Regions from separate parts of the Mus musculus genome. Here all the other regions are linked to region 5. The links are chromatin loops, found by intact Hi-C in ENCODE. Cell type or tissue: left cerebral cortex. All regions are shown on one strand. Each heading gives the region's core, and the rest is flanking DNA. Links, peaks and the distances in the headings are about the cores only. Region 1 overlaps Nsmce2 (NSE2/MMS21 homolog, SMC5-SMC6 complex SUMO ligase). Region 2 has its middle 42 kb from the start of Gm36819. Region 3 holds the start of Trib1 (tribbles pseudokinase 1). Region 4 has its middle 61 kb from the start of Gm38563. Region 5 overlaps Nsmce2 (NSE2/MMS21 homolog, SMC5-SMC6 complex SUMO ligase).

The links. Hi-C counts contacts between places; a loop is a spot of excess contacts. Peaks named below come from ENCODE experiments on the same cell type or tissue, not always from the same donor. Only the 100,000 strongest peaks of a DNase experiment are listed, where the experiment ranks them.
Region 1: a loop joins it to region 5, with 2.5 times the contacts of the local background. A loop is called at or near these places in 12 of 42 quality-filtered maps.
Region 2: it touches region 5 in a loop (5-fold over the local background); 31 of 42 quality-filtered maps call a loop at or near these places.
Region 3: a loop joins it to region 5, with 8 times the contacts of the local background. A loop is called at or near these places in 32 of 42 quality-filtered maps.
Region 4: it touches region 5 in a loop (6-fold over the local background); 6 of 42 quality-filtered maps call a loop at or near these places.

Annotation. Positions count from the first base shown.
Region 1 is chr15:59,526,129-59,532,480 of GRCm38, reverse strand. The region is part of intron 4 of Nsmce2 (NSE2/MMS21 homolog, SMC5-SMC6 complex SUMO ligase); the gene reads right to left. Among named protein-coding and RNA genes, the nearest start is that of Gm36677, 89 kb to the left of the region's middle. In left cerebral cortex, for the core only: no CTCF peak of the experiment used is centred there; DNase peaks (open chromatin) are centred at 3,404 and 4,703; H3K27ac peaks cover 1,135 bases.
Region 2 is chr15:59,862,082-59,868,433 of GRCm38, reverse strand. No RefSeq gene overlaps it. Among named protein-coding and RNA genes, the nearest start is that of Gm36819, 42 kb to the right of the region's middle. In left cerebral cortex, for the core only: a CTCF peak has its summit at 3,136 (motif pointing right); DNase peaks (open chromatin) are centred at 2,241, 2,291 and 3,209.
Region 3 is chr15:59,644,608-59,650,959 of GRCm38, reverse strand. Trib1 (tribbles pseudokinase 1) reads right to left here and starts at 2,306. Exons shown (of 3, transcript NM_144549.4): 1 at 1,438-2,306. The coding sequence starts at 1,797. In left cerebral cortex, for the core only: CTCF peaks have their summits at 3,002 and 4,647; DNase peaks (open chromatin) are centred at 3,130, 3,910, 4,124, 4,804 and 3 more places; H3K4me3 peaks cover 2,242 bases; H3K27ac peaks cover 3,648 bases.
Region 4 is chr15:61,093,435-61,099,786 of GRCm38, reverse strand. No RefSeq gene overlaps it. Among named protein-coding and RNA genes, the nearest start is that of Gm38563, 61 kb to the left of the region's middle. In left cerebral cortex, for the core only: a CTCF peak has its summit at 3,146 (motif pointing right); a DNase peak (open chromatin) is centred at 3,186.
Region 5 is chr15:59,394,494-59,400,845 of GRCm38, reverse strand. The region is part of intron 2 of Nsmce2 (NSE2/MMS21 homolog, SMC5-SMC6 complex SUMO ligase); the gene reads right to left. Among named protein-coding and RNA genes, the nearest start is that of Nsmce2, 23 kb to the right of the region's middle. In left cerebral cortex, for the core only: a CTCF peak has its summit at 3,458 (motif pointing left); DNase peaks (open chromatin) are centred at 2,912 and 3,407; H3K27ac peaks cover 296 bases.

The DNA.
Region 1 (6,352 bases), core at 1,568-5,567, 130 kb before region 5:
AATGGGGACATGGTAAGCTTTAGGTACTTCTGTAGACAGAGGAAGTATGAAGATTGAATTAAGAGAAGAGTATTTATCGTAAAGAAACACCAGTGGTAATGCCTGAAGTTCTGATGGACAAAGAACTCACTCTAACAACAGAAAACAGGGAAGTATTGCAGACACAAAGGATAACTGCCAGAGAAAGAGCTCTCACTGTGTGAGAGGACATCTGAGACAAACCTAAGGAGCCACAGAACTGAGCAGTGCTTCCAGGCAGTGGAGGACAAAGGCTGGACTCATATTGATGGTGGTGCTCTGTGGAGTGGATGATGACCTAACTGATGGAGGGACTGCAGGACGGAAGGGGGCCACAGTGACACTGGAATGCTCCTAAGATATCCCAAAGGAGACAGAAAGGAGCAGTAAGGTTAAGATCAGAGGAGAGACCTCATTTGACAGCATGTGGGTGGGATGGCGGCTGCAGCCATAGCAACTCCAGAAATGACCAGTCAGAGACAGTACAGAAGGGTAAATGTCAGGAAGACAATCCTGACCAACTGTACCTGCAGGGCAGCTGTAGGCGTTAAGAAGGAACCCAAGCAGAGATTACAAAGGGGGAGTGAGAACACTAAGTCATTAGATGAACCACTGCAGTGGGCATACCTTTGCTCTTGAAAACTCAGAAGGGTGAAGAAGAAATATATATTGAGCCCAGGAGTTAGACGTCAGTCTGGGCAACACACCAACAAACTCACAAACAGTGACTGGAAATATTTAAGAGATGGAGGCTTAGTTAAGACAGAACGGAAACTTGGGCGGACTGCAGCCATGGAGCACATTCTCAGAGAGATTTCACTACATGGTGGAGGCACTCAGGATACTGTGTTTACTCAAGAGTGAGGCCTCTCCTTTGAGCAGGAGGAAGAGAAGCAGCCTCAGCCACATACAGAAAGCCTCTGTTGCCCTTCCTTTTGGAAGGAGAGACTTGAGTGAACGTGTAGGCTGAGAGTGAAGGAAGCGAGCTGATGACTCAGTGAGAGGGACTGTGAGGAAAGGTCCTGGGGAAGCAGGCTTTCCTAGTTAGGGCATCTACTGAACGACGGCCTCTTGCTGGGAGAGCTGTACAAAGACATACGTGCCAAGACCTCTCACTCTCTGTGGAAGTCAGAGGCAACAGGTACATGGCAGTGTGTGCCATGGGATTCACAGCAAAACCAGAGATGCAAACTCTGTATGGTATTAATTCCAAGGTTTCTGACATGACTGGTAAAATCCTACAGATGAAGGGCATGTGTGGTGGGATTAGAGGAAGGTCACTCGACCCCTGAGGTTCTGGGATAGATAACCACCAGACAGGCAGGTTTTTCTTAGGATAAAAAGGAACTAGACTGCATCTGAATCTCAGCTTTGCTGGAAATAGATTCTTGGCTTTGAGCAATGTCTTCTGCCAACTGCTCTAGGTCTCAGTTGCTTCACCTACCAAATGGAGGGAGACTTAGTGAGGCGTGGGCCGTTCAGAGATGTGAAAGAATCTGAACACCCTGAAACAAACTGGGCAGATATTATAGACTCATACCCTACCTCCTCCCTCACTTCCCTCCTACTATTACTAATCATTAGTATGATCATTAACCTATTAGCATGACAACTTTCAGCGTGACTGGTAACTTCCTCTTGTTTTCTCAAAGTTTTGTAGCCCTGAGAAAAAGCTACAAAGTTGCATATTCACAGTGGAGTCAGTGAAATTAGTTTTCCCAGGCACTGAACAGCAGGAAACACATGCTGCAAGCAAGCACTGTCCTTGGAGGAAGTTGTTGGACAATGGGAAATGGGGACTGTGGGAAGAGACTCTGAGGAACATTCCAATGGTAAAGGACTAAAGTTGTACTTAAGACACACCTGGCATACGTGTAACCTTGGACAACTCCAGATCACCATCCAACTTCAGGCAGCTCATCTATGAATTGGGACTAGCTGGGACAATAACCTATACTCATAGGATAACAATGATTAAACACAAATTTGCATGCATATATGTACAAAGATTTTCTAGAATATTACAAGCGCTCCATAAACTACAGTTATTGAAACGTGTATGTTGTCATACACTGGGGTCATTAATTGATACCCACTGTATGCCAGACAATGCTAAAAGCTTTAAAGGCCGAATAGTACCTGAAATAAAATGTGCATCATGTTACTTAGCCTTTAAAAGAAAGGAGACACTGTCTACCCTCTTCTTTGAATTCTCAGAATATGAAACCAGTCTCAGCCAAGTATGGACACTTAGGAGCTACTGAGAAGGACAGGAAGGAAGGACAGATGTTGCCTCAGTCCCCAAAGCTCATGTGTTAGAAACACAATGCAATGTAACGGTAACAGTGTCAACAGATGGGACGTTCAACAATTTTCTAAACCAGGAGGGCCCTTTCCCCATGAGTGGATCGGCACTCTTGAGAGTAGACTGTGAGTTCAGCAGGCTGAGGGTATAGTGTAGTGGTAGAAAGCTTGCCTGACATTCATTAAGAACATGGATTTGATATCCAGTAGCACCACCCCAAAAAAACAAAAACAAAAAACCAAGAACAACAAAAACCAACCAAACAAACAAACAAAAACAATCCAACCAGCCAACAGTAGCAGCCGCAACACAACAGCAAAGCTCTTCTGAATCCCACCTTTAGATGGCACGATGTAATGTCCCTTGCCAGTTTCTAGCACCGTGACACTAGGTTCCCCAGTAGCCACAATGGTGAGAAATAAATTGCTTTATCAATTACCCAGTCACAGAGTTCTGCTACAGAAACACAAAACAGACTAAGATAGATGGTGAGAGGTGCTAACTGGGGTGCCTGGAATGTCAAATCGAAACAGGGCATCCTGGGAATACTGGTGTGATGAAGACGTCCTGCAAAAGCCCGCTGTGCCGGGTCATTAACACTTCAGTTTTGTGGAGACAAGGTCTCCTGCAGCCCAGGTTGGCCTCAGAGTCCTTCTGCAGCAGAGGAGAACCTTGAGTCTTCTGCTTCCACCTCCCAAGTCCTGGGAGTATAGGTGGTGCACTACCATGTCTGTTCTATGCCGTGCTGGGGACATTACACATGTATGGGAGCACTCTACCAAGTGAGCTACACTGTCAGCCTGACACCATTCATTCCTACCCCCGCCCCCCATCCTGGTATACTAGCTCTCTGCACCCAGAAAGTGGCAATGGACTAGTTGTGTTTTGAGTCTGCTAATAAAGACCACTCAAGGCAAACATCTGTTGCTTTCCAGAGCAAACCATAAATACTCTAGATTTAGGTTATTTGAATGGCATGTTCTTTCTGATCTAGTTCAATTGATACTTGAGTACTGCTCTGCAAGTTTATTTGTCTTACGTTCTAATTATATTTAGAACTCTTTTCACACTGCATCATTCAAACAGATGCCTGGACAGCTGTTGTGATTTTTTTCCTAGAGTTTCACTAAGATGTAGATTTCAGTAAGGTTTTTAAAAATAAACGACACAGGTGTTATCTATGAGTCAATTGGCACATTAGCTATAAAAATAAGGATGTTAGGGAAATGGGGTTTTCAGTGTTTTGACCAATCTATTTTCATTTGGTTGTATCCCCCACCCACCCCCAAATAAAAATCAACTGCTCCTGGGACTATATATCACAGTCTTGGCTATTGTTCTAATATTATCATGGAATGGAATAATTCAACAAGGCCCTTTCCAGAGACTGAAATCCCACCAACACTGATGGGGGACTGTGCAGACACTATGCAAATTCTTTCATGCCCTATAATGTTTCTTTCAGGAGGTCTAAAGACACTGAAAGCAAATTGCATAACATGTCTCGAATGTCAGAAGCGACAGAGACAGCTGAAATTCCTGAACACACACGAATGACTTCTCATGGGGTCTGAGCAGTGCTGGGCAAACATGGAAAGGTTCTACCCCATGTCTTCACTTTTGAAACAAGGTTTCACACCAAACAATACTTTGCATTTGTGAAACCTTTATGTGCATTCACATGTAATTACATTTTACCTTTGGGTTTTCTTGCCCATATTGATCTTTACAGAGATCACCAAGCAGAATCTAGAGGGCACAATTACTAACAGGCACAGCCGTGGTTGGCCTCAGGCCTTTTGTAATTACAAACAGTAGCAGGGGCAGTAGTTAATAACTGCAATGCATTTGCCACGCGTGAGGTCCTGAATATTTGATGTAATCACTGAAACGCTAGGATGCAGATATTATTACCAAGGGTGGAATATCACATACCACGAAACTGTTTCATACACAAATTATTAGAATATTGCATAAAATTATCTTTAACCCACATGTATAGGCTAATTATTGAAAACAATGTTAATACATTTTAAGTTGAAACTTGGGTCCTGTCCCTAATTTATCATATTATATACATGCAAAAATGGTGATATCTGAAGACTCCTCCAACACTGTGTGTCTGAGGCCTTTGGATAAGGACTACTTAACCTGTATGACTGTTACTCAGAGAAGCAGAAAGCAAGACCACAGAGAGGCCAAGGAATATGGTGGTGATACCACTGCTGTCACAAAGCATGCCAAGGTTTACGCCGGCACAGGCTTTCTGCTTGCTCTTTCAACAGCTCTGCTAGACTGACCTCCGACAAGCACAGCTGCGCTCATCCAAATCTCGCCGTTTCCATCCATGACTCAGGCAAAATTACTTGCAAGAAGCCAGGGCTACCCAAGAGGCTCCACACTGCTACACTCAAGGTTGCAGTACAGGTCTGTGATGCTGTGGCGTCCTGCTTCTGCACAGTGGCAGATACTTTGAAGACATGAGCTGGTTAGTACTCTTACTGCCTAAGCGCTGGGTGTCACACAGCTGGTGTACTGAAACTGTCTCTGGAAACGATCAAGTCTTCATCAGCAGAGAGTATTGACTTTCTTTGGGTTATACCTCTCTTAAAATTAAAACACAAAATCAACAATTTGAAAAGCTAAATATCAACTCTTAAATCGGAGCAATTAGCATACCATATAAGACCTACCAATCATATATAACCTGTAATTTGTAAATAGGCTTTGTTCAGTGCTTTGAAAAATGTAATCAGTAGTGAATATTTAAAAAGCAAAATACCAATTTTCATTTTCTCTAGAAAAACTATCATTGAGAGCAGTAGCCAGGGCAGGCAGGGCATCTGTTCTTCAGCACAGTGCCTACAAAGGCAGCAGACTGCTCGTGTACTCTGTGTCCTGGACTCTGTAGTGCAGAGTGTGCTGAGCCCCTCAGAGGATGACCTGGAAGTGCGCCAGAGTCCATGGAGACTCCTGTTCTCCCCTCACTACTCTGCCAGTCTCGCTGGGTCGTGCAGTGAGTGGTATTCACTCATTTTTAGTGACTGTGATGGTTAATCTTCACTGTAAACTTCACTTGATTTAGAATCACCATGGAAACACGCCTTTGAGTGTATCTATGAGGGCATTTCCAGAAAGGTTCAACTTAGAAGGGAAGACTTATCCCTGAATGTGAACAACTCCACTGCAAGTCCTGTTCATGGCTCTAGGGTGGATGACCCATCCTGCTATGCTATGCTGCCCTCTCTGCACCGTGAGGGAAACTCGCTAACTAGATCATACCCACAGACTTTAAGGAAGAAAGCAGGTTGCTGGTCAAAAGTTCTGAGTCCTTTAAGGCCATTTAATTTGTTTATGATTGTCACAAAGATTGTAGGCAGGGAGAACAGCTGAGACTGCATTCGCTGACCTATTCTGGAGATACCAGCAAGCTTCTTCCTGGGAAATGACGATGGTCTCCTGCCTGCAGCTGAGCTACTGTGAGGAAGATTATAACTGTGTCAGGCAGGGGCTGGAGGCAAGCACGCACTTGAAAAATTATTAAATTTATACATACAGTCACAAATGAACTACACCTATAATGCAATGCCCTTCACCAAATTGGATGTTCTAGTGTTTCTAATTATTTCTAACTAAAAGTGTTTCCTCAATTAGTCAACAAGTTGCTACTAAATCAAGTGCCTGAAATAAGTAATCTACATAATGTAAGGGTTTTTCCTGTCTGGGCCCCAAACAACTACTAAAAGCACAGGTGGGGGGTAAAAGTATCGCTAGAATGAGTCATCAGAACCGGTTTATACTATAACCAGCTGAACTTTAAATAGAACCTTTTTATTTTAAAATGAGCTTAGCACAACCATTTCTAAATGGTATTTTTTGTCTTAATACTGTGTACAATGAGAGGCAGTATGCAATGTTCACATTGTTAAAAAGAAAATCCTGATTGTTGGAATGGCTGCAGTCAACCCAGCTGTATTGTCTCAAATAAGCAGATGGCACAAAGGCTAATAGAGCGTTCAGTGAAAGAGC
Region 2 (6,352 bases), core at 828-4,827, 470 kb before region 5:
CAGAGATTTTTTTTCCATAGATGACTATATAAAATTCACCATCTGGATGTTTTGACCAATGCTCTTGAAGAGTGACATGATTTATAGTTACCTTTGGTTCTGCAACCATTAAACCTTCATGAAACTGTTACTGCCTTAGAATATGGTGTCTGGGGCAACCTGAATCTGCATTCCTGGACCATGGCCACTCATACTTGGCTCCAGAATAAACTCTTATTGTCTTTGAGGTGAGTCCTATGTGTTAGGTTAACAGTGTTGATGATGGCTCAATTCCATTTCCCCCACCCCTTTTCCATACTGGGAACAAGATCTCTCAGAATAAATACTACACTTCCCAGATGTTTTTGTAGGTGGGTGTGGTCACATGACTAAGTTCCACCAATGGAATGTAAACAAAATGGCAAGTGGTGGATTCCAGGAAATTCTAGGGACCTTCTTAGAAATGGTTGGCTGAGCTCTGAGTCCATCCCTTACACTCCTGGCTGTGGTTTGAAGGTAGACATGACTATTGAAACTCCGTGTGGGCCGTGAAAGACAGCGGCTAAAGTCCAGACAGTGAAGTGCAGAGCTAGAGTAGCCCAGGTCTCTGAGAACTTCATGTGATGACATCCTGGACAGAATTACCTGTCTAGATGTGGTAGCACATGCCTTTAACCCCAGCCCTTTAAGGGTCAGAAGCAAACGATCTCTTTAAGTTCAAGGTCTGTCTGGTCTACATACTAAATTCCAGGATAGTCTGGACTACAAAGCATGATCCTGTTTCAGAAAACAAAACAAAATGAAAAAAAAATTACTTGTGTCTGTTACATGAGTAAAGCATATATATTTAAGCTGTCTCCTTGTATTTCTCATCATTTAGCACCAAACCTAATTCTAACTGACACTGTTTGCTGCCATTGCTAATATTATGCAAGAACGGCCTTCCCTGCAACGATGCTATGCAAGAGTACAGGATGGCTGGCTGTGAGAATCGACGCCAATCTCAACCCTCGGGAGAGCCGAGGATCCTTTTATCCAGTGGATTCCCAGTACCAGCAACATAGTGGACATGAGATCCATGTGCACAGGCAAATTCACTATATAAACTAACCATAACCTTAATAATTCATACAATGCTTACTTCAAAGCACCTACCAGATCCCAACAGTTCAGTCTATGTGGAAGGTGAGACATGGTAGCTACCTTCAAGTTTCACAGATAGAAGACAGAGATGGCTAACCCACAGAGCCTGTGCTACCACAGGAAACTTTGGTGCTCTATGGGGGCAAAATAATGCTTAGGGATAAGGAGTTCCGGGAGAAGCAGGGACAGTTTCTTAGAGTAGATATTTGAGCATGGTCTTAGGCTAACGGGACATCCATTAAGGAAAGGATGGGAGCACATCACAGAGAGGCAACAGAGGGCAGAGGCAAGCAGAAGCCACCCTACCATAGAACACAGGACAACACGTGGGTTCGGGGGAAGCCCAGGTGACCCCTGTGGCCTTCCTGGGGTTTCACTTGTCCAGTGACTCAAAGGCTGATGTGGAAAAGCTGTGGGCTCTGGGGTGGTTTCTAACTAGGACAGCTTCTGCATTTCAGGTCGCTGGTAACGGGTGAGGAGACAGACGGGAACTGGCGATAGAAAGTGAGAAAATATCAAAGGTCTCCTGCAGCAAGGAGAGAAGGCGATGGTTCTGGCAAATGAGATGTGTCACTGATTCCACATGTGGAGGTGACACAAGAGCAGGCATGCTGCTTCTTTATTTGCTCCTCAGTGAGGACACTCTAAGGATGCAGGACCTTTGACCTATGGCTACAAGAACCCTAATGGGGCAACTGAATTCACCACGGAAACTTTTCCTCTTTTCTCTACATCAGGACTGGTCTTGATGTCTCAACAAGGTTTTCAGCGCCCCGCTCGGCTCCGCTCCCGCCCACCCAACTCCACTCTACCCCACTAGCCCCACCCCCACCCCACCCCCGATCCAGCGCTTTTCCCAACTGCCCTACAGGTCGGCTTTCTCCCAATCAAGGACACAGCCCATATCTTTTTTTATTTGTTCCCCCAAAGCCAGGAGCCTGGCTGGAACTTTTCAAAATAATCTAGGTTATTTAAAGGATGGTGAGGGTTCTGGGCGGGGACTTCAGTCATCTAAATTTAGCCTAGAAAATGCCCACAGTGGTACATGATGATTAAACACATTGTGCAAAAATAAAAGAAGAAGATCTGGCAAGGCAAGAGTGACATATCAAAAATCTAAGTACTTAAAAGATGCAGTCGCTCGATGTGTGCTTTCTCCACCACACCAGAGATCACTAGTGTGAACACCATAGGCCATCTGGGCCAGAATGGCTGAGAGGACCTTAAAACACCTCCCTCACAGCTGTGGTTATGATTGGTACAACACCGTGTGAAGAAAGAAAGCGTCTTGTGGCCATCGCACTAGCACAAGCTCTGACACGTTAAGAGCAATGGCACCTTCAACAAGTCACATAGGCTCTCTGGACCTCAGTTTCCTCATCTGAAAACTTGGCCTCCCTGTTTTAGTGCACACCCATATGATGAGGTGATTAAGGTTGTGGGGCGTCAACAAAGGCACCTAGAAAGTGCAAACGTCTCCATCCTTAGATGATTTGTTCCCCCCCCCCCAAAAAAATCACACAGAAAGGTGAAGGGCATCTGTCAGCGTCACTGAAGGAAAAGTTCTGAATTCTGAAAAATTTAGATCAGTAGTTCTCAACCTATGGGTGGCAAGCCCTGTGGGGACCGAACATCCCTTTCACAGGGGTCGCACACCAGATATCCTGCACATTACAAGTCATAACAGTAGAAAATTACAGCTACAAAGTAGCGACACAAATAATGTTGTGGTTGGGATCAGCACAACATGAGGAGCTGAATTGACGGTCACAGCACTAGGAAGGGTGAGAACCACTGCTCTAGATGGACAGAAGGCAGTCAAATGAGTCTCCTGAGTTTCTATGCTGGGTTTTTACATCACTGTTGCTCCTCAGAAACCATCACCAAGAGCTGCTGTTAGAACTGTCAACTGCTGGGAGTCTGACATCAAGGATGCTCGGGTGACTGAGGAGATGAATAACTTGATCTTGCTCAAGCAGCTAAGCTCCGGGAAGGGAACTATGGTTGCTTATAATGGCCACCAGGGGGAGACAAATAGGGCTACGCGGGGGGAAAAAAGAGTTCTTAACTGCGGTGGTCCGCACTATCCACACGTTTTCTCTCAAGTTATTTCCTTTCTTATAAATGTCTGCCTCTAGCCCTTTACCAATTGTCAGATTCTCAGATGCCTTCTCAGTGTAAGCAGCGCAACCCCCAAGGATGAGAGAGCTAAGAGCACAAACACTGCACTGCTGACCTGAGATTAGCTTTGGCTGGTACCGGCTAACTACCTCCCCTGATTTCCACCCTGTTTGCCAGCACGCCCCTCCAGTCTATGACTTCCAGTTAGACTTCCAAGCGTACAATCTCCCTCTACTGCTTGCACAATGGCAGAAGCTTCTAGACGCTCCCCAAGCCTGTTTCCTCTTTTCCCCAAGCACGCGAGACCACATCTCTGGATCTCCCTTGCAGTTAGTTCAGTAGGATGCTGACCGATGGGTGCTGTCACAGCCTCTGACCTATTGCCACACTCTCTCTTCCCCTTCCACGATGACTTCAACAGCTCCTTAGTTAACGACGTTCACAAAATGGAAGGGTCCTCAAGTCGCTGTTTGTTGAGAAGACACGCTCCCCATAACAACACGATTCGCATCAAAGCTTAAGTAACTGTTCAGCCACCGAGAATGAAGGGATGTTAGCAACGGAATGTAGAGTTTACCACTTAGTCTCACCAGCCATAGCCCCTGGCTTACCCAATTCTCATCATGTGACAAGCACTGCTACTAACACAGCTATTACTGGTACAGTCGCTGTTCAATGGTATTTTAGTAATAGTGTTACCTGGTAAAGACCCAAGGACCACTCACCCGGCATGACCAAAATTTGAATTGGGAGTCTGTATTGAGCAGGCTGGGGACGGCCTGAAGAGAAACGCTTCCCAAAAGGCAGCCCTGAAAGCGCATTGCAGGGAGCTTTCAAAATTAAAGAACACAGAAAAACTATATCCTGGTTTGCCAGCAGGGAAGCAAGTTTAACAAGCAGTTTACCAAGAGTCAAGAGCATGCCGTTAGCTAGGGCATTTCAACCCCGAGTTTCTAAAACAAGGTTGGGTGCTTTCCCACGGGACTTCTAATAGCAGGGGGTGAGGGAGCCAAAGATGGCTTCAGCTGGGACAAGATGGAGAAGCTTTCTCACCTTCACAATAGAACGACATTATAAAGGCATCAATAATTAGTTCTTGACCCTGTGAAGCACCTACCTTGTTAATCCATTGGGATCCATGGATTTTCCAGGGTCATTTCTGTGAATACTCAAGTCTTTTTATTTTTATTAATTATTCTATTTGTCTGCATTTCAAATGATATCCCACTTCCCAGCTACCCCTCCACAAATGCCCCTCCCACATCCACCCTCTCCTGCCTCTCCTTTGCCTCTATGAGGGTGCTCCTCACCTACTCTTGCCCGACCACTCCAGCATTCCCCTATGCTGGAACATCAAACTTCCACAGGCCCAAGGGCCTCCCCGCCCATTGATGTCAGACAAGGCCATCCTCTGTTACATATGTATCTGGAGTCATGGATCCCTCCCTGTACACTCCTTGGCTGGTGGTCTAGTCCCTGGGATTACTGGGTGGTCCAGCCAGCCAACACTCTTCTTCCTATGGGGTTGCAATCCCTCTCCACCCCTCCAGTCCTTCCACCAGCAAACTCACTGGGACAGCTCAGTGGTTGGCTCAGTCTGATGGTTGGTTCCAAGCATCCACTTCTGCATTGGCCAGTTCTTGGCTGAACCTCCCAGGGAACAGCCACACCAGGCTCCTGTCAAACAAGTGCCTCTTGGCACCAGCAACAGTGTCTTGAGCTTGGTGTCTGCAGACAGGATGGATCCCCTCATGGGGTAGTCCCCAGATGGCCCTTTCTTCAGTGTCTGTTCCATTTTTGGCTTTTTGGTTTTTTGGGTTTTTTTGGTTTTTTGGTTTGGTTTGGGTTGGGTTGGGGTTTTTTTGTTTGTTTGTTTGGTTTGTTTTGTTTGTTTTGTTTTTTTGTTTTGTTTTGGTTTTTTTTGGCCCTGTCTTTCCTTTGGACAGGAACATTTCTGGGTTAAAAACTTTGAGATGGGTGGGTGGCCCCGTCCCTTGACTGGGTGTCATGCCTATCCACTGGAGATGTCCTCTACAGGTTCCATCTCCCCTTCACTGAACGAATTTTGGCTAAATGCTAAGTCTTTATATAATGATAATACATTTGCATATGACCTGTGCACATTCTCCTGTGACCCTTAAGTCACTTCTGGATTGTTCATCACACCTAACTCACTGTCACAATGACACTTTCACAGTTTTGAAAAAATTGACATTCATTACAGATGCAATTTTTCCTGGATTTTTTTTGTTTGTTTGTACTATCTGAGCATTTTGAATTCACAGAAGCCATGGATTCAGAGGGCTGCCTGTAGTGGTGGACTCCGGGGATACAGCGAGACCACTCAAGAGGATCACGTGTCTGATTTGTGTGACAGTCTGCACACACCAGATGTTGAATACAAAGAATGGTGACATTGTTGGAATGCATAGATGGTTGTAAAGAAGATGGTCCCATGATAGACAGAAACCTGATTCCAAATCCCAGCTTCTCCGCCCAATGTGAGACTGAGGTACACCCTGTGTTTCCTTGATCTGACCTCTCCTCCTCTGATAATTGCTGGAATTAATAGGTTTTATCAATTTCACCAAATCCTGAAATCCTCACTAAGACCTCGTATCTGTAAGGAGAATCTAGACTGTTGTAAACACCAGCTTTGAAGGACACAGCTAAAGCAATGCATATGCCCAGGTCTGACTCTGGCACCAGCACAGACCTAGTCATTCATCTATGAGATAGAACTATTCACAGCTGCCTCAGCATGTTCACAGGCACACACAGGGGTCCTAAACAGAACCTCTGTCCCTTCTCATGACTCTCCCTGACAGTGTGCCAGGAGTGGCAGCCCAGCTGAGCACCCAGGCAAGCCGCAGCTGCTGTTGTTGTTTGTCTCGGCTTTGATAGGGACTGAAGGTGTGGGAGAGAGGCGTGTCCCAGCTTCCCCATCTGCAAAAATGCCCGAAGGACTTAGCTACCAATGCATCCTCCTGACTCCAACCACAGAGATGTGCTGAGCATCAGTCTGCTTTTTGAGGGAGCTTCAAGGGAAAACAGACACAGTGGTCCCCAGATCAGCCTCTGGAGAATCTCCGACTCCAACATCACAGTG
Region 3 (6,352 bases), core at 1,367-5,366, 250 kb before region 5:
AGTCAGAAGGAACTGATGACTTGGAAGGAGAGACTGACAAAGCGGCCTTATGCAGCCTGCCTATGGCTGAGACTCAGGTGGAAGCAGCCTGTAGTTACCTTCTTACAGGAGAGGATAGGCACCTCTATAGGTCTTCTCTTTTTTCCTGTTTGTTTCCTCGACCCCCATCCACCCTGGTTGGCCCCCCTCCCCAGAACGGGTAGCAAATCCTCTAAGAAGCTGGCTGGTCTCTTTAAGGGCCTTTTGTTCAGCCCGGTTACTCATATCCTAGACGCAACTGGAAATGGTGACACACGGGCTGTCACCATCTGGATTCGGCTATTATCTGCTCAGAGGAACTGGAAGGGGTTGCACAATGACCCAGACCAACCCCACCTCTGAGGTGGCTGCTCTAGTACCAACTTGGGAAAAAAATATATATCTGCTGCCTTCTCCTCCCGCCCCATCCGTTTCTCTCCCAAAACTGTTCTCATCCACCAAGAAGAAAGAGTTTCTCTCTGTGCTTGACCACGCATCAGAGATTTCACGAGAGTGGACAGTAGGTGGCAGCAGCAAACGGAGAGGTGGGGCGCTCACGTTGGGGGGGGGGGGGGGCGGAGGGGGGCTTTCAGGTGAGTTGTTGGAAACCCAGATGCCACTTTTAACTGCAGGAGAATGAAAGGAGTCAGTGGGGCTCTCAATGGCCCAGAGATGGGGTGTCCGGCTCACGAAGAGCACACTGCGAAGCAGTCCTGGGCTACGCGCTCTCCCAGACCGGCCATCCTGTATCTAGTTGTACTCCTGTTAATGTTGCAATGAAAATCGCCGGCTCAAACTAAAGCAAGTGGAAGCGAGCCTCTGGAAGTTTTCCAATACTCCGATGCTGGCCAGAAGCCTTCCCACGCTTAAGACCACCCCATCCCAACACTTCCTGGGGTGGGCTGTATGCTGGTCCCAACAGGAGTTCAAGCCCAGAAACCCCTAGGTAAAAAGAAGCCCGACTTGGTCTATACAGAACCCATGCCGCGAGCCTCGCGCAAAGAGCTTGCCAGTTGCTCCAAGTCCCGAGGAGGCACACACTGCAGGGCGTCCTTCCAGGACAGGGGGAGGAGGGGGATGAGAGCAGGGCAATGGCATGGCCCTGGAACCCATTGCAATTCCAAACTTAAATGGAACGCCACGCGCTAGCAATACAGAGCGCCAAAGAAAAGAACAGAGATAAAAGAACTGAACCCTGCACTTCCTCTAGACCGCCTAACCCTCACCAAAAAACACTCCACAGGAAAGCACTCAACCTCCAAAAACACGAAGCTGACCAAAATACCCTCCTTATCCAACTAAACGCCCTTATCTGCTCTGCCAAACCCAAGCGCTGGCGGGACTGTGATCCCGGTGGGCCGGAACCTAGGCACTTCTGTGGACGATCCAGACCCGCAACCTCCGCCCCAGGATGCTTACCTTGCAGCGCAGCTCGCGGCCGGTGTGGATGCACAGTGCCCGGGACACATGCTCGCGCTCAGCTAGGGGTAGCAGCAGGTAGTCGGCGATTCGGCTGGGCCCGGGTGAGCTCACACAGCTGCCGCCGGTCCCCTGCGTGGAGGGCGGAGGCTGAGGGCTGCAGGGCGAGCCAGGGGGACTGAGGTAGTCGGGGGGACTCGAGCACTCAGAGAGGCGCGGACACTTGGCCGCCACTGCCCCCGCGTCGTCCGTGTCCAGCAGGCGTTTGGCCGGGGTTCCCCGGGCAGCCGGAAACAGTAGACCCGGACCGCGGGGCTGCGAGGCGCCGCTCAGGGCAAAACGCACGGGACCGACCCGCATCGCGGCCCTGGCCGGAGCGGCCCCGGCTTTGTAAATCCCTGGATCTGCGCTGTGACTTCTTCCAGTCGGCGGGATGGAGTTTGCAGATAGAGCTTGGATCGGTCCCCAAGAGGAGCCGTTCCAGGACGCTGGCGTTGTCCACCAGAACCACGTTGGCCACGCGTCCAAGGGTGGGAGGCCGGCTAAGGTCTCCAGACCCCCACAGGCACCAGGTCTGGGCGCCTCGTTGGCGGTGGCCGCCGCTATTGTTGCCGAGGCTGTGGATAGTCCGGGACGTGGAGACGGCCCGAGTTCCCGGGTGTTGAGCCTCGAGGACAGGATTCCACAGGCTCCTCGGCTTCTCCGAGCAAACGCACTTCCCAAAGCAATTAGTCTGGCGTAAAAGCCGGTACAACTTTTCCGCGCCGCTCGGAATCCTGCGCGCTCCTGGGCTCCAGGCGTGTGAGCGAGCGAGACGCGCTCCAGGAGAGAGAGAGAGAGTGACCGACTATGAGTGTGTGTGCCGCACTGATCCCGGCCAGTGCACTCCTTCTCCTTTTCCTCCACCTCCTCCGCCTCCCGGTGACTCACGCTGTATACACACACACACTCACAGCCCGGGCTGTGTAAACAGTTGGGAAGCCGGGTTGTGCAATGAGGTGGCTGCGACGACTCCGGCCCCGTCGCCCGGCTTGCAGTCACCGGAGCGGAGGGAGGAGACTAGGGGGGAGGGGAGGTGGAGTTGGAGGCTGGAACTGTAAGGGGTGGCTGGAGGCCTGGGGATGCTCCTGACCGCGCGCGCCGAGGCGCAGGTGGGAACGTCCTGGGACGCCTTGGGCGCGCGCACACGCCCCCCGGGTTGGGCTGGGCAGCAGGCTGCGCGCGCCCCACCGCAGGCCCGCGGGCCCGTAGCCCAGGGAGGGGGCGGAGGCAAAGCTCCCGTGACGTCAGGTTCCCGGGGAAGTGGGCGGGAGGGGCGGGGCAGCAGGGGCGAAACGACCGCTGATTGGTGCGCGCGCATCATTCACACAACACAATGGAGCACCGAGCTCCCGGCGGCCGCGCGCGCACCTCCTGGCTGCGCACCGGCAGCTGGCTGAGACCCAGTGGTCACGCCTTTATCCTAGTGGGTCCCCCCCTCCCCGCCGTTCTGCACTTTGGGGAGCTCCCGGTGGAGCTGTGGGCGCCGTCGAGTCGCGGCTGCAGCCGGAGGAAGGGGCGAGAGGAAAGGTGATGAATTCCATTATCAGTCATTCACCCCCACGCGGTAGTTCCGGGGAAGACCTGTGCGTGGTAGTGAATGTGGCTTTTTTTTTCTTCCCCTCTTTTCCTGCCCCCTCCCAACTCTAATCCCCAGCGTCTGTTCGCTTCCACAAATAGAACCTTCTGTTGGATGAAATAAAAGCAAACACTGGGCCTTCTGCTCTGCCTCCACCTCCACGCCCCTCCCGCGCCTGCCGCCCGCCCGGATTGCACGGAAATAGCCTCTCCAAGCTCCTGGGCCGCCCCTTCGCGGTGACTCGCCGAAAGAGCTTCCTGAGCTCCGGCCGGTGGGAAACAAAGGATGTGGGGAACTGGCGGAAGGGGCCCACGTGGCTGGCGCCAGATTCCTGTCCCCTCCCGCCTGCAATGCGCGCCCGAGGGTCTAGGGCGCCAGTGCGGCCAGGAGTATTGGATACTGGGGTACGGGTCATTCTATTCACTGCCAGGGATACCATCTGCACGCGGACAAGGTCGCATGTATACTTTCATATAGTTTGAGTTGTGTGCTCTTGAAACTGGCTGACCTTGCTCCCTGGAAACAGCTTGCAGTCACATTTTGTGTTGCTGGGTTTTGTTTGGTCCCCCCCCCCCCCACTTCTTTCGCAAACCAGGTCAGTTTGGAGTCTCTGGATCCTCACTTAGCATAGATGCCTATTATCAAAATCCTTTCTTGCAATTATGCTGAATAATTAATTTTCTAAAACCAGGTCAAACCCAAGAATAAATCCTTTTCATCATTAATTCTCCAGTCATTCAACAAACGCTAATTAAGCATCTCCAAGGGTTAGTTAGGCGCTGGGGATTAGGAGACTTAAATTGAGACAGTAATGATAATTGGCATCAGTTGTGGCCCAGGGGCGTGCGGGCTCCTTACTCTGATTATTTTGCATACGTTATGAACTTTAGTTTTACACTCACTTCATAGGGTTACATTTTGCTCCATTTGATTAAAAAAAAACAAAAAACGGAAGCCTAAAACCTTTAGCTTCCTTGCTGTGATTCAAAGGCGACGGGAAGCAGTCCATAGTCCGTAGGGGAAGCTTCTCCGGCACTCTTGTAGACTCAGAGGAGACCACAACTTGCAAAGAAAGGAACTGTTAGGGAGGCCTCCATAGGGTTATGCGAACTGCCCAGAGGAAATCCGTGTACGGAACAGCAGCTTGGCTAGGAGAGGGAGCTGAATCTTGACAGGTTATCGGGACTAAGTATGTTTAGGAAGTTGCACTAGACCCTGAGGTTTTTTGTCCTACCTGATAAGATTCTCTCCTGAAGGAATCTTAGGATGTACTGAGCTGCCCGCTGGGCCTGTTACTGGACAATGAACCCAACCAATACTGTGATGAGTTATCTTAACCTGAATGCTGTATGTACCTCCTCCCCCTTTGTTAGCCTCTTCTGGGAGATACATCACCACAAACCACCGTTGCCATGACACCTCAGCTAAACATGTGCCCCGTCCTCCTCTGCTCAGCTCCCTGGGATGGCCTTCACAAACTCACTGAGTTTTGGGGTTTTTGGTTTGGTTTGAGTTGGGTTTTTTTTTTTTTTTTTTTTTTTTTTTTTGCCCAGTATGACCAGTGGGAGGCTCTGGAAGACCATGAGCAGGTGGGAGGCAGAGGAGAGTTACCAGGAGACATCTTTCTCCCTGCTTGGGCATTCAGCTATAGCAACCTCTCTGTGTGATGATTTCCTGGACAGCCACGCTTCTCTTTGAGACTAGATTTTTCTCCCTGATTGCTGCAAAGGAATAGCACCGCTGTGACTGAAAAGAGCAAGGAGGTGGTGGAAAGATAAAGCCCTGTCCTCTTGCAGGGACCTGTACCCCCTCTGCATTCCCAGTTCCAAGCTCTCAGCTGGAGGCAACGGAAGCCTTCTTAGATTGCCTTAGATGAGCCTAGCTAGTCCTTCTGCCCTTTCCAACTCCTTTCCTGCCATCCTTTGCTGAGTACCACATCCTCCATTCCAGTTTCTCATTTCCAACAGAGTGTGCCTGCTGGGGATCCTAGTCTACCACATCTTCTCTGCATGGCCTGGCTCACTCCAACAATTCTGGCCTCCTGGGATCAGGTGATACCATCTTGTCCTCCGGTCCTAGGGTGAGAGCAACTTCCTGATGTTAAAATCCGAGTCACCCTCAGGACTGTTTTTTGTTCTTTGATTTCTGCTCTTCCAATACCTTTGGAACTAGTTCCCCACAAGGAAATTCTTCTTGGTAAACTTGCTGACCTGAATTCCGTTTCCTCGTTTCCTCGTCTAGCTCCTTCCCCAACAACACGCCCACCCACGCCCCTCACGCCCCACCCCCAACTCAGTGCAAGACTGGATTCCTGCAGAGAGCTTCTGAACCATGAAACCATCCTTTCAGCCACTAGCAAATACCTACTGTGTGTCAGGGTACCTACTAAGTGCTGTGGATAAAGTAAAGGTGCCCCCCTCAGTTCCTTTTTGGCACAACACTAGAGGAACCCTTGAACCGTGAACCTGAGGGCATCAGGCTCTGGCCTAACACTGAAGGACTCACGGAGGAAATCCACATCCTGTATCCGTTCAGGTCTCACTTCCCTTTCAAGACTCATCTTTTTCATCTCCTGGTCTCTGTCCTACTCATGCCAGTTCCTGGCAGGGCCCCAAACACACCTGCCAATTCACACCTCTGCACAGTTGCCCAAAATATTCCCTCCCACTAGAATCTTTCTTCTTCCTCTGCCAAGCTAATGAGCTCTTACTCATCCTGCAGAACACCTTCTGTGTTTTCCCAGCACCTGCAGTCAGGTGTAAATTGCATCCAGCTGCAAGGACGTCCCATCTCCTGGGACTCTTTCCACTGGACTGCATTTCCAGGAAAGAAGGGTCTGACCATACTCACTCTAGCCCCAAGCTCAGGGTCAATCACAAAAGAGGGGTTCAGCAAGTCCCTGTGGGATGAGGGTCACCCGCAGGGACTGCTGGCGATAAGGGACTGTTGGAAAAAACAACATTTGGGCAGAGTCAGGACTGGTAACTCCATGACACATTTCAGAGTTAAACACAGAATCCTGCCTAGGTGATAGGCTGTAGATAGCCTAGGAAAGCAGGAAGTTAAGCTTTGAAGGAATGTGTGCAGGAGTGGGCGTATGGCCACTGGCAGAGCCTGCCATTCACAAGGACAAGGGAGTGAAGAAGTTGTCTTGATCTTGGTCCTGGAGATTTCTTTGCTGCCAAGTCTGGACTGAACTTCCCTCTGGCTTCTCAGGCACTGCTCTTTTTGTACCTTGATTGTCTCACCTGTGTAAAGGGTATAAGAAAGCCCTGCTTTTCTTTCCCTGCAAGGGAA
Region 4 (6,352 bases), core at 1,057-5,056, 1.7 Mb before region 5:
CATAAAATAAATAAATCTTAGAAAGAGATATGGGTCTTAGGAGACATAATAAATAATAATATTTGTCAGTTCAATTCAGGTGTGGTGGTTATTTGCTTGTGATGAAAAGGCAAAATGAAGGAGGCATTATGTGTGAATTAGCAAGCAATTGGGAGCCAACCAGATGTCCACCAGTAGGGAGTTCATAGAATAAACACTGCATGCATGGGCTCCAGGCTTGAAGCCCCTTTAATAGCAAAGACAAATATCACTTACTGTGATTGATTTAAAGTGATCATCACCAACCATTTCCTTTGAGAATCATCAAATGTTGATATACACACAGATTTGAGTTTTGCATAATATCATTAACATTAACCATGGTGTGCTTTGTCTGCATCACCTCCAACCAATGAGAGTGAGTTCAGACCTGGATTCTTATTGAGAAGAGAACCATGAGTGACTCTAATCTAAGGATCTCAGACTTGTTTTCACTGGGAAGGGTTCTTCATATCTTAAAAGCCAGCACTTGTGAATGACAGAAACTGTTGCTGATGTTGCATGCTTGCTGATGCTGACTCTACAGCTTTCTGTAGTTGCTGTTAACAGCAGGAGGTCAAGGCAGGGCAGATGAGGGCTCAGAGCAGCACTTATTCATGCTCTGATATCTGCTTCATTGTTTCCTCACAGTGACCCACGATCTACACAGCCTCTGGAAAACTCACATTTCCTGTGTCATCAGAGTTAAAGAAACCTACAGGAAGAGTTGCTTTTAATAGGATGGAACAAATGTGAAATTTGATACTTGTAAGGTATTGATTGGCTTTTCCTTCTCTGACTTCTGTATCTTTTTAATGAAAACATGGAAATTCGAGTATAACCAGAATTTGTGAAATTTCCTAGTAATAATTCAAAATTTTATTAATATTTTAAAATAACCTTATATTACAAGTTATTTAATTCTCATTGAAATGTCACAAAATTAAAACCAAAAAATTTTGAAAGTGTATTGACATTTTTACAAGAGACTGCTATCATCTGTGAAAGGAACATAGGTCATGTTGCATAAAAAGGTTCTCTTTACCTTGTCTAATCTTGGTGTGTACTTTGTATTTGATTTGCAATTACATATTCTTTTTTCCAGTAAAAATGATTACAGGTCCCATGATGGTCCTGTGACTTGACATATGTCCTAGTTTCATTTCTGTTGCTTTGATGAGACCCTAGGAAAGAAAGGAACTTAGGAAAGAAAGGGTTTATTTTTAGGTCACAATTCCAGGTTATAATTTACAACAGCAGGAGAGTCAACAGGGCAGAAACCTTCTCTAGTTTTTTCATAGTTTGTGGACCAAACCTAGGGAATGAGGCCACTCAAACTGGGATGAACCTTCTCACATCAGTTAATTTAATCAAGATGATCTCCCCCAAAAGATGTGCCTATAGGCCAACTTGATCTAGGCAATCCTTCACAGAGACTCTCTTCCCAGATGATTCTAGATTGCATCAAGTTGACAGTTAAAAGTGATCATCTTCTCTCTCTCTCTCTCTCTCTCTCTCTCTCTCTCTCTCTCCCTCCCTCCCTCCCTCCCTCCCTCTCCCTCCCCCTCCCCCTCCCTCCCTCTCCCTCCCCCTCCCTCCCTCTCCCTCTCCTCCCCCTCCCTCTCCCTCTCCTTCTCCCTCTCCCTCTCCCTCTCTCCCTCTTCCCTTTCCCTCTCTCCCTCCTCCCTTTCCCTCTCTCCCTCCTCCCTTTCCCTCTCTCCCTCCTCCCTTTCCCTCTCTCCCTCCTCCCTTTCCCTCTCTCCCTCCTCCCTCCTCCCTCTCTCCCTCCTCCCTCCTCCCTCTCCCCTCACCCCTCTCCCCTCTCAACTCTCTCCTCTCCCTCTCTTTCTCTCTGTGTGTTGGTTGTGGGATGTTTGCTTTTCTATCTCATTATCAAACACAGCCAAGTGTTTTGGTATGGATTATGAATTGGATGTCAGATATATCGTGTATGAATGGAAGTCACCAAAGTTGAAAATAGAGTAAAAAATAATAATAACCCCTACACTACAAACTGCATCAATTAGAATGCGTATACTTACTATTAGCAAGACACTAATCTAACATCTATAAGTAGTAAATATTCAGAGCCATTTCGACCACAGAAACTCTCTGCAGTATCCTTTATTCTCATGAAATTGAAAATGTCATGCTGAATTAAAGGTAGTAGGAATAAAGAAGTCAGAATCTTAAGCTAAATACTGTCTGTAGGTACCACCTACCTAGTGATGGAAATTTAAAAAGAGAACCAAAAGTATCAAGTTACTTCCACATAGTGGAACTGGGTAAGTGACATTTTAGAATATATATAGGCAAGTGCATCAATATTTTTTCTTATCTGTTCAGGCTATCATAAAACAGAAGGCTTATAATCATGGAGACATATCTGAGATAGTTTTAGAGGCTGGAAGGTCAAATACAAAGTTTCTCTCTGGTTCAGTGATAAGAGACTACTTCCTGACACCACCCAGTAATAGTACTTTGTTAACATGCCTGAAAAGGGGGACAAGGTGTGTGTGTGTGTGTGTGTGTGTGTGTGTGTGATACCTTATGTGTAAGGACACCGATAGCTTACAGGAGGGCTCCAACTACTACAAGTCTCCCATCTGGTATTAGGTTTCAATGTGCTCATTTGGGGATAGAGGATAAAATTTACAATGTTTGATATCTAATTAAAAAAAAATTACCAGACTTTCAAAATGCAGCAAATTGAAAACCATAAAAAATATATATAAATGCCAATTAATCAAAACTGACCCTGAGCTGATGAAGTTTGTTTCCATTGACTTGAATTACTCTTACTTGAGCTGTGGCTCATAACTGTGCCTTCATGTTCTCTCATTTTACCTATTAGAGATGTCTTCTTTTGAATTCACAAACAACAATTTCTTGTGAAACCTACCAAAAATTTTCCAGATAGATGAAGTAGCAGAAGAGTTTTTTCAGGACACTTCTTTTTGCCATTTTGTCTGGAAGTCTTCATTCATGTCTATGCTCTATAAATAATTCATTCTTTGAAACTCTTGAAGGACAAAAATTTATCATGAACCTTTAGGAAACTAAAGCCTCCCATCTCTCTGGTATGGTCAAAGATAACCAACAAGAGGAAGCTGTGAGAAATGTGTGTTAAGAAAAACCACTAGATGGAGCAATGTTTTCATATTTAGTAAGCATTGCAAGACAGGGAGGGAATCCTGTGGGCACACAGCAGGATACATGGGCTCTCCTCCTTGTCTTTCCCCCTGCCTCCCTTACTGAAGATCTTGTGAAAAGCACTGTGTTGAAGACAACTTTGCTTTCCTTCACATGAAACACAGCCTTTGTAGCTTTTTAATGTTTATTTTTTTCCCACATTAACTCTATGATAGTGTCTGAGTATTTTCGAAAGCAGACTTTATGATGAATTCTGGTGCTTGCTTTCATCTTTCTTTTTTTTAATTAATTTATTTATTGAGTTTATCCTCCAGTATTAGCCCACCTCTGCTCCCCATCCATACTCCCCCCTCCACAGCTCTTCCTTCCGTTCCCCCTCCACTTCTTCTTTGAGAAAGGAGACCCCCAACACTGGGTATTAACCCCCCCCACACACACACACACACATCAGTCATTGTAAGACTAGGTGTATTCTCTCTCACTGAAGCCAGACAAAGTTAGGATAATGGAATCCACAGATAATAAATTCAGGGACTCCACGGGAAGAACAACAGAGTCCACTAACTTGGGCCCTTGGGAGTTCAAAAGAAGGAACCAACCAAAAAGTGAGTATGGACTGAACCTAACTCCCTCCCCTGCCCATATGTAGCAGATGTGCAGCTTGATCTTCATGTGGGTTCCCAACAACTAGAGCAGGGGCTATCTCTGAAACTGTTGTCTATGTGCCTGTGGATCATATTCCCCTAACATGGCCAACTTGTCTGGCTTCAGTAGCAGAGAATGTGCTTAGTACTGCAAAGACTTTATGTGCTGGGAAGGGGGAAAAGGAGAGGTGTGGTGTGTGAGGGCACGAGGAGGGAGGGATGATGGGGTACTGGGAGGAGAGCGGGTCAGACATTGGGATATAAAGTGAATAAATAAATTCACTTTATAAAAGACAAAAAAGAAAGAAAAAGAAAAGAAAGGGCTCCTCCAGAAAGCATGACCTAAAGGTATACTTGAAAAATAGTAGCCATCAGCCAAATATGAGGAAGAAATTAATGAAACTTTAATACAGGTTATGACCATTCATATAAAACAAATCTGGTGCTTAGCACACTCCAGTTTCAGATATTTTTTAACCACATCCACAATAAGAAATATATATTTTGTGGTATTTACAAATGTATCATATACACACATAACTGAAGCAAGACTTACCTGATAGACCTGAGCAGGGTGTACCCCTTAAGAACAGTACTTGCGAAGCAGAGGCAAGAAGACCCTGAGTTCTCTCTTTGATTTTAAAAGTATTGGTTGCACCTCGTACCAGAGAAAAAATATAGAGAGTAAAAATTATAGAAACAAAAATAGATTATAGTAAAATACCATGAACAACTGAAGACAAATTTCTTTTTTAAAAAAATATTTTTATTAGGTATTTTCCTCATTTACATTTCCAATATTATTCCAAAAGTCCCCCATACCCTCCCCCCACTCCTCTAGCCACCCACTCCCACTTTTTGGACCTGGCATTCCCCTATACTGGGACATTTAAAGTTTGCAAGTCCAATGGCCTCTCTTTCCAATGATGGCCAACTAGGCCATCTTTTGATACATATGCAGCTAGACACAAGAGCTCCGGGGTACTGGTTAGTTCATAATGTTGTTCCACCTATAGGGTTGCAGATCCCTTTAGCTCCTTGGCTACTTTCTCTAGCTCCTTCATTGGGGGCCCTGTGATCCATCCAATAGCTGACTGTGAGCATCCACTTCTATGATTGCTAGGCCCCGGCGTAGTCTCACAAGAGAGAGCTATATCAGGGTCCTTTCAGCAAAATCTTGCTAGTGTATGCAATGGTATCAGCGTTTAGAAGCTGATTATGAGATGGATCCCTGGATATGGCAGTCTTTAGATGGTCCATCCTTTCGTCTCAATTCCAAACTTTGTCTCTGTAACTCCTTCCATGGGTGTTTTATTCCCAATTCTAAGAAGGGGCAAAGTGTCCACACTTTGGTCTTTGTTCTTCTTGAGTTTCATACGTTTCGCAAATTGTATCTTATATCTTCGGTATCCTAAGTTTCTGGGCTAATATCCACTTATCAGTGAGTACATATTGTGTGAGTTCCTTTGTGATTGGGTTACCTCACTCAGGATGATGCCCTCTAGGTCCATCCATTTGCCTAGGAATTTCATAAATTCATTCTTTTTAATAGCTGAGTAGTACTCCATTGTGTAAATATACCACATTTTCTGTATCCATTCCTCTGTTGAGGGGCATCTGGGTTCTTTCCAGCTTTTGGCTATTATAAATAAGGCTGCTATGAACATAGTGGAGCATGTGTCCTTCTTACCAGTTGGAACATCTTCTGGATATATGCCCAGAAGAGGTATTGCGAGATCCTCTGGTAGTACTCTGTCCAATTTTCTGAGAAACTGACAGACTGATTTCCAGAGTGGTTGTACAAACTTGCAATCTCACCAACAATGGAGGAGTGTTCCTCTTTCTCCACATCCTCGCCAGCATCTGCTGTCACCTGAATTTTTGATCTTAGCCATTCTGACTGGTGAAGACAAATTTCTAAAGCTAACTCAAGAAGAAATAGATAATCCAAATAGACATATAAACAACTAAATCAGTAGTTTTAACAAAAAAGACAAATTAACACCAGTAAAATAAAAAAATAATAATAAAAAAGCTATCCACAAATCAAACTTCATTCCTAAGTGCCTTGGTAAATCCTGCCAAATCTTTATACAAAATTTAAAATTAATACATTGCAGATGCTTGGTAAAAATATAGTAATAGTGAACACTTCAAAGCTTACTCTAAGAAGTTATTTCCTCAATATCAAGATCAAAGGTAGTCATCATAAGGAAACTGCAGAGCAATTATATGTTGTAAGCATACATATGAAAATCTCCAACCAAACAGTTACACATATGGCAACATCTAAGAAATTTATATAGGATGACCAAAGGACATGTATACAAGGAGAGGTCAGTTTAGCATCTGGAAATGAGTTGACTTGATCCATCATGTCGACAAAATATTTTTAAAAAGCACAATAACATGTTAATAGATGCAGAAAATACACTCAACAAAGTTTAATGTTTGTTTATGATGTAAATATTATATATTACCTGAATGGGAGAAAACTTCTTCAACCTGATAAGAACACCCAGAAAATGTAGTTCGTA
Region 5 (6,352 bases), core at 1,405-5,404:
CTTTCTGTCTCTTACTGGGGGGTGGAGGGGGGCGTGCGGGAGGGGGGGGCAGTGCTGGAGGGGGGGAACAGGCTTCTAAAGGATAACAAAACATAGCAAAATAAAATATAATAAGAAAAAACAAACACCAACTTGATTTACTTGTCGGATAAGGCAAGCCAACAAAAAAATTAAAGAGCCTCAAGAGAAGGCACAAGAAGGCCTATTCTTTTACACACTCAGGCCTCCCATAAAAGCCCTCAACTGAAAGCTATTATATATATAACGCAGAGAACTTGGTGCAGACCCATGTAGGCGCTGTGACTGCTGCTTCAGTCTCTCAGAGTTCCTATGAGCCTTGCTCAGTTGTTTTAAAGGGCCTTGTTCTCCTGGTATCCTGTGTACTGTCTCCCCCACTCCTTCAGTCTCCTCTTTGGCAGGATTTCCTGAGCTCTGAGGGGAAGGATTTGATGAAGACATCTTGTTTAAAGCTGTGTGTTCCAAGGTCTTAGAAAAAAACAATTTAAAGAATTCCAACTAAACAAAAACACTACTCATGTATGTAGTAAAGACACCTAGCAAACACTGCCAGAGCCAAGTGGTGTAGGGTAGCATGCTGAGTCCCTCACGGAATGTGATTAGGAGTTTGGCTTCTGTCATCTTCTTCTAAAAACATAAAATTGCCCTTAACTCATAAGAAAAACATTAAACTCCAACTGAGGGACATTTCACACAAAGTCAAACTTTTTTTTTTTAAGGGAAAAGAAAAAGGTTATACAACTCAAGAAGTGACTAAATGCAATGTGGCAGCCAGGACTGCATCCTGGACAATGTATTGAAAAGGGACACTGGGGCTGGAGAGATGGCTCAGAGGTTAAGAGCACCAACGGCTCTTCCAGAGGTCCTGAGTTCAAATTCCAGCAACCACATGGTGGCTCACAACCATCTGTAATGGAATCTGATGCCCTCTTCTGGTGTGTCTGAAGACAGCTGCAGTGTACTCATACAAATAAAATAAATATAAAAAAAAGAAAAAGGGCCACTGAAAAAATGTTACTAAAACAGAAGTTTAGTCTGCAATAACACACCAATGTTTTATGTAGCTTTGATAAATGTACTATGCACTAAGGTCTGAGCAAGTAAGGGCAGTGGGTAGAGACATTTGGGAACTCTCATTCCAAGTGTTTGTAAGTCTATTATTATTCCAAAATTTAAAAAGGATACTTTCTAAAAGAACAGTCTGCAAAATGGGACAAAAGAGACTGCAAAAAAAAAATCTGTTATTTAGTGTAATTTTGTTTGCATGTAAATAAGACACTGGTTAGAGAGCACCCAGTGACTTAAAACTAAGTACTCAGCAGAATACCAATGAAACACACACACATGTAGCCAGTCTCTGCCCAGGGCCGCCTTTAAAGTGAGGAGCTTAATACAGCAGAGTAGCATGTGTCTGTACTCCAGCCAGGTAGCTGAGAAAGAAGATCACTTGAGCCTACGTAGCTTTGGAGGCTAACCTGGGCAACACAGCAAGACCATAGTTCAAAGTAAACCCTAAACAACAAAGGAAATAACTGTCTCAAACCCAGAATAACCACAAAAAGGCAGTCACTTCAAGTCTTCACATGCAGGAAAAAGCAAGCTCTAAGAGATGAAGCAATCATCTAGGCTAATAGAGAATTTGCATTTTAATTCACGGATGTATTTTTGTACAAAGTCAATTCTGACCCTAAGGCTCTACAGGATCCATCTTTTCAAATGCTCAAATAATTACAGCAAAAACAAAGCAACTGACCAATATGAATATTATGTACCAGCTCTGTAAAGAGCATTTTAGATACATTCCTTAATACTTTACAGCAACTCCAAATACGGCAGGTGTTAGGGAGATGTGGATGGGTGGATGGTTAAGGACCCTACAAGACATTCACTGCTATTTTACATCATCACTACTTATAAAGGAAAATAACCTGAAAGTTAAAGTCACAATGATACTAAAGTGGGCAGCCAGTGCATGATTCTGTAGTTCTGAAAGCCCAACATTACCCCATCCAGACAACCAAAGGATTATGTTCCCTCTGGGGACAGAGGAGGACCCCTCTCTTCATCTCACCTGGCCTCTCCTGCATCTTGGACAAAGTTCATCTCCAAAGAAAAGTGCTGAAGCTTTCACCACTGGTGGTGGCAACAGCCTGGAAAGGCCTCAGCTGAAGTTAATCTTCACCCTGAAGCACTTGCAGCTCCCTGAATGTGTCAGGTTCTAGGGAGCAAGTCATTTCTCACTCATTCTGAACATCTTGGGAGCAAAGGTGCCATGTGCCCTTCTGTCCCAGTCCATCTTTACAAGGATGCTTATGTAAGAGCAAGATCTCACAAGACTAAGATGGCGTCTACTTCCAAAAACTGGACCCCTGAGCCTGAGGTTCCTTAGTTGTGACCTCAACCCTCCTGGGCTCTCCCATATCAGCTCCAGAAACCATGAGGCATGGAGACAGGAAGGTAAACCAGAACAGGCATACTATCTGAGGTATAACAACAAAAGCTGCTGTCTTTGACTTAGGGGTTTCCTACCTCTCAAGCAGCCATGAAGCTTACAGGCAGGTTTGTCAGCTTTCATATCAGGACAAATACTCATCAATCTTTTCCAGTCTGTTTCTAGTACATGAAACAGCTACTCACCTTTAACCTGCAACAGCCCATGTGAAGCCTGTCCTGAAGGCTCTCTCATCTACAATTCCCACCAACTCCAGGGTTCCACATGGTTGCTGGGAAAAGGTTTTCATCACAGCACCTTTAGAGAACTAGTCATCAAATGAGTCCCAGCTCAAAACTCATACTCAGCACACATGAATAGGACTGCTTCAAGCTTGATGCTAAGCTCTATCAGGGGAAGGCATACCACGAAAACAGCAAATCCACACAGCTGGACTCCCGCAAGATCACAACCTTGCATACTTCAATGAACACTATCAAGAAAGTAAAATGCAGCACACAATAGGAAAAATACCAGCAGATCATGTCTTATATCAGACTTTTCTCTAGAATATATAAAGAACTTAGACACTGGATTTAAAAGTGCACAGGATATGAATAGGCACTTCTCCAGAGATTTCTCTAAGAGCCCAAAAGCATATGACATCATTACATAAATGCCAACTGAAACCATGCTGAGATACTAACGTGAGAATGGATGCTGAGCAGCACAATTAATAGTTACATTTGCTGCTGTGCTACACACAGCACCATGTGACCAAAAGCTTATCTGGGCTCTGGTCCCAGAGGATTTGAATCCATCTCGGCTGGGAGGCATGACATCAGGGAGCCACCTGCAAGCATGGTGCCAAGAAGGTGAGAGCTCACATTGCAAGAGAGAAGTAGAGAAAGCAAACTGGAAGCAGGGATAGGCTATAAAATCTGGAAGCCCTGAGACATCCATCCTCCAGCAAGACTGCACCTCCTAAACCTCTCCAAACAGCACCACCTACTGGGGACCAAGTAATGCAAATACCTGAGCCTAGTGAGGGCATTCCTCGTTCAAAGCACAAGCATCCAAGAATAATTTAGTAATATTAACAACCCAGGGTCCACCAACTGGTAGATCTACAAAATGTGGTATAGCTACATACTACATAATGGAGTATTATTAAACTATAAAAATAAATGAAGTGCTAACTGATTAAATGCTGATGGATCTAACAACACAGATGAACCTTGCTTGAAAACAAGAACACTCCAACCACAAAAAACCACATTTTATATAAAATTCACTTCTATATGAAATGTCTGAAACAGGTAACTCCACAGCTATAGAGCCATAGTAGATCAGTGGCTCCTGGAGAGACTGGCGTGCAATGCTAAAGGACGCAGGGTCTGCTTCCTTTCTTTTCCCTTCCTCACTTCCTTTCTTGTTGGTCTCCTCTCCTCTCATCACTATACAGCCCAGGCTGTCCTTGAACTCACAATACTCCTGCCTCAGTCTCTTGAGTAATGAAATTATAAGTATATAATATCACACCTTGCCAGGGGTTGTGGTTTTGAAATGATTGTGGTAACGGTTATGTGTATCCATGAATATAATTTTAAAAACCCCACTACATTATACATTTTACATGGGTAGATAATAAAATGGACAAATTACAAAAACGAAAAGGCTAATGGACTGTTAGATGGCTGGAGGAAAGACTAAAGGAAAAATAGACTGATATGGTGGTTTGAGTAGGAATGGCCCCATACGAAAAGATCTTTACCAGTCCTAATTCACATAGGGGGCTAATATCCAATATATATAAAGAACCCAAGAAGTTGGACTCCAGAAAACCAAATAACCCTTATTAAAAATGGGGTACAGAGCTAAACAAAGAATTCTCAACTGAGGAATACTGAATGGCTAGGAAGCACCTAAAAAAATGTTCAACATCCTTAATCATCAGGGAAATGCAAATCAAAACAACCCTGAGATTCCACCTTATACCAGTCAGAATGGCTAAGATCAAAAACTCAGTTGACAGCAGATGCTGGCGAGCTGGGATTGCAAGCTGGTACAACCACTCTGGAAATCAGTTTGGTGGTTCCTTAGAAAATTGGACATAGTTCTACCAGAAGATCCAGAGATACCACTCCTGGGTATATACCCAGAAGATGCCCCAACTTGTAATAAAGACACATGCTCCACTATGTTCAATGCAGCCTTATTTATAATAGCAAGAAGCTGTCTCCTGATATAGCTGTCTCCTGAGAGACTCTGCCATGCCTGACTAATATAGAAGTGGATGCACACAGTTATCCATTAGATGGAGCACAGGGTCCCCAATGAAGGATCTAGAGAAAGTACTAAAGGAGCTGTAGGGGTTTGCAGCCCCCTTGGAGGAACAACAATATGAACTAACCAGTAACCCCAGAACTCCCTGGGACTAAACCACCAACCAAAGAAAACACACAGAGAGACTCATGGCTCTAACTGCATATGTAGCAGAGGATGGCCTAGTCGGTCATCAATGGAAGAAGAGGCCCTTGGTCCTGTGAAGGTTCTATGCCCCAGTATAGGGGAATGCCTATGCCAGGAAGCAGGAGTGGGTGGGTTGGGGAGCAGGGGAACAGGGGAGAGGAAAGGGGATTTTTGGAGAGGAAATTAGGAAAGGGGATAACATTTGAAATGTAAATAAAGAAAATATCTAATAAAAAAATAATAATAAAGAATGGCCCCATACATGCATGTGTTTGAATGCATGGCCTATAGGGAGTGGCATTATTAGGAGGTGTGGCCTTGAAGTAGGTGTGGTCTTGAAGAAGTTGTGTTGCTGGGGGTGGGGCTGAGGTCTTAGAGGCTCAAGCTAGGTCTAATAGATCAATACACTTCCTGCTGCTTGCAAATCTGGATGTAGAACTCTCAACTCTTTCTCCAGCACCATGTCCGCTGCACACTGCCATTTTTCCTGCCATGACAGTAATGGACTAAGCTTCTAAAACTGGAAGCCAGTCCCAACTAAATGTCTTCCTTCATAAGAGTTGCCATGGTCCGGTGTCTCTTCACAGCAATAAAACCCTAATTAAGACAATTAAGCTTATGGAAAATTCCATTAAAACAAATTTTAAACAAACACTCTGCCCATAAAATTTCTTCAAAAAAGAATCTACATACCATATTTATAAATTTATTATTTACTAACTTAACTGTTTATACAAAGGCAATTAGGATTAATAAAGAGCAAGCTGATATATACACACATACATGTGTGTGAATTTGTTATACATACATTCAATTCAGCACAACAGAAGCTAATGGAATATGAACGTACTCTGTGGCTTCAGGCAAGCCACTTTACCCCTCTGACTTTAGCTATCTCTTCCATCAATGTCAGGTTATTTTCATCAAACTGTTAAGAGAGAATAAGTCTGGAATAAGGTCTAAAAGCAGTGGAATTACTTTATATTACTAGAATAGCCCTTGCCAGATAGAGAGTAAACAAATAAGAGTGAAACTACAGACATGTAGCAGGTTTTTGCAAAATAAAGCATTAACACACATAAGCTTCAGTATAAATATACCTGAATCTAAATTAACTTCAAAAGTAAGATTTGTCAGTAATCTATGGCATGGCAGCAGCTATAATGCTCTTTGTAAAAAATAATTTCTACTAGAAATTAACCGACCAGTAAATCATACATATGAACATGGAAAAATCATTTCTTTGTAAAAACAACTGTGGGGGGTGGAGGGAGGATTGCACATGTGGATGTCAGAGGACAACTTGTTGGAACCAGTTCCCTCCTTCCACAATGGGGTTTCCAGAGATAAACTCAGGTGTCCGGCTTCATGGCCAGTGCATCCAGCCATTCTGCTGGTCCATAGGAACATTTCTGCTATTCTCTCCAAAAC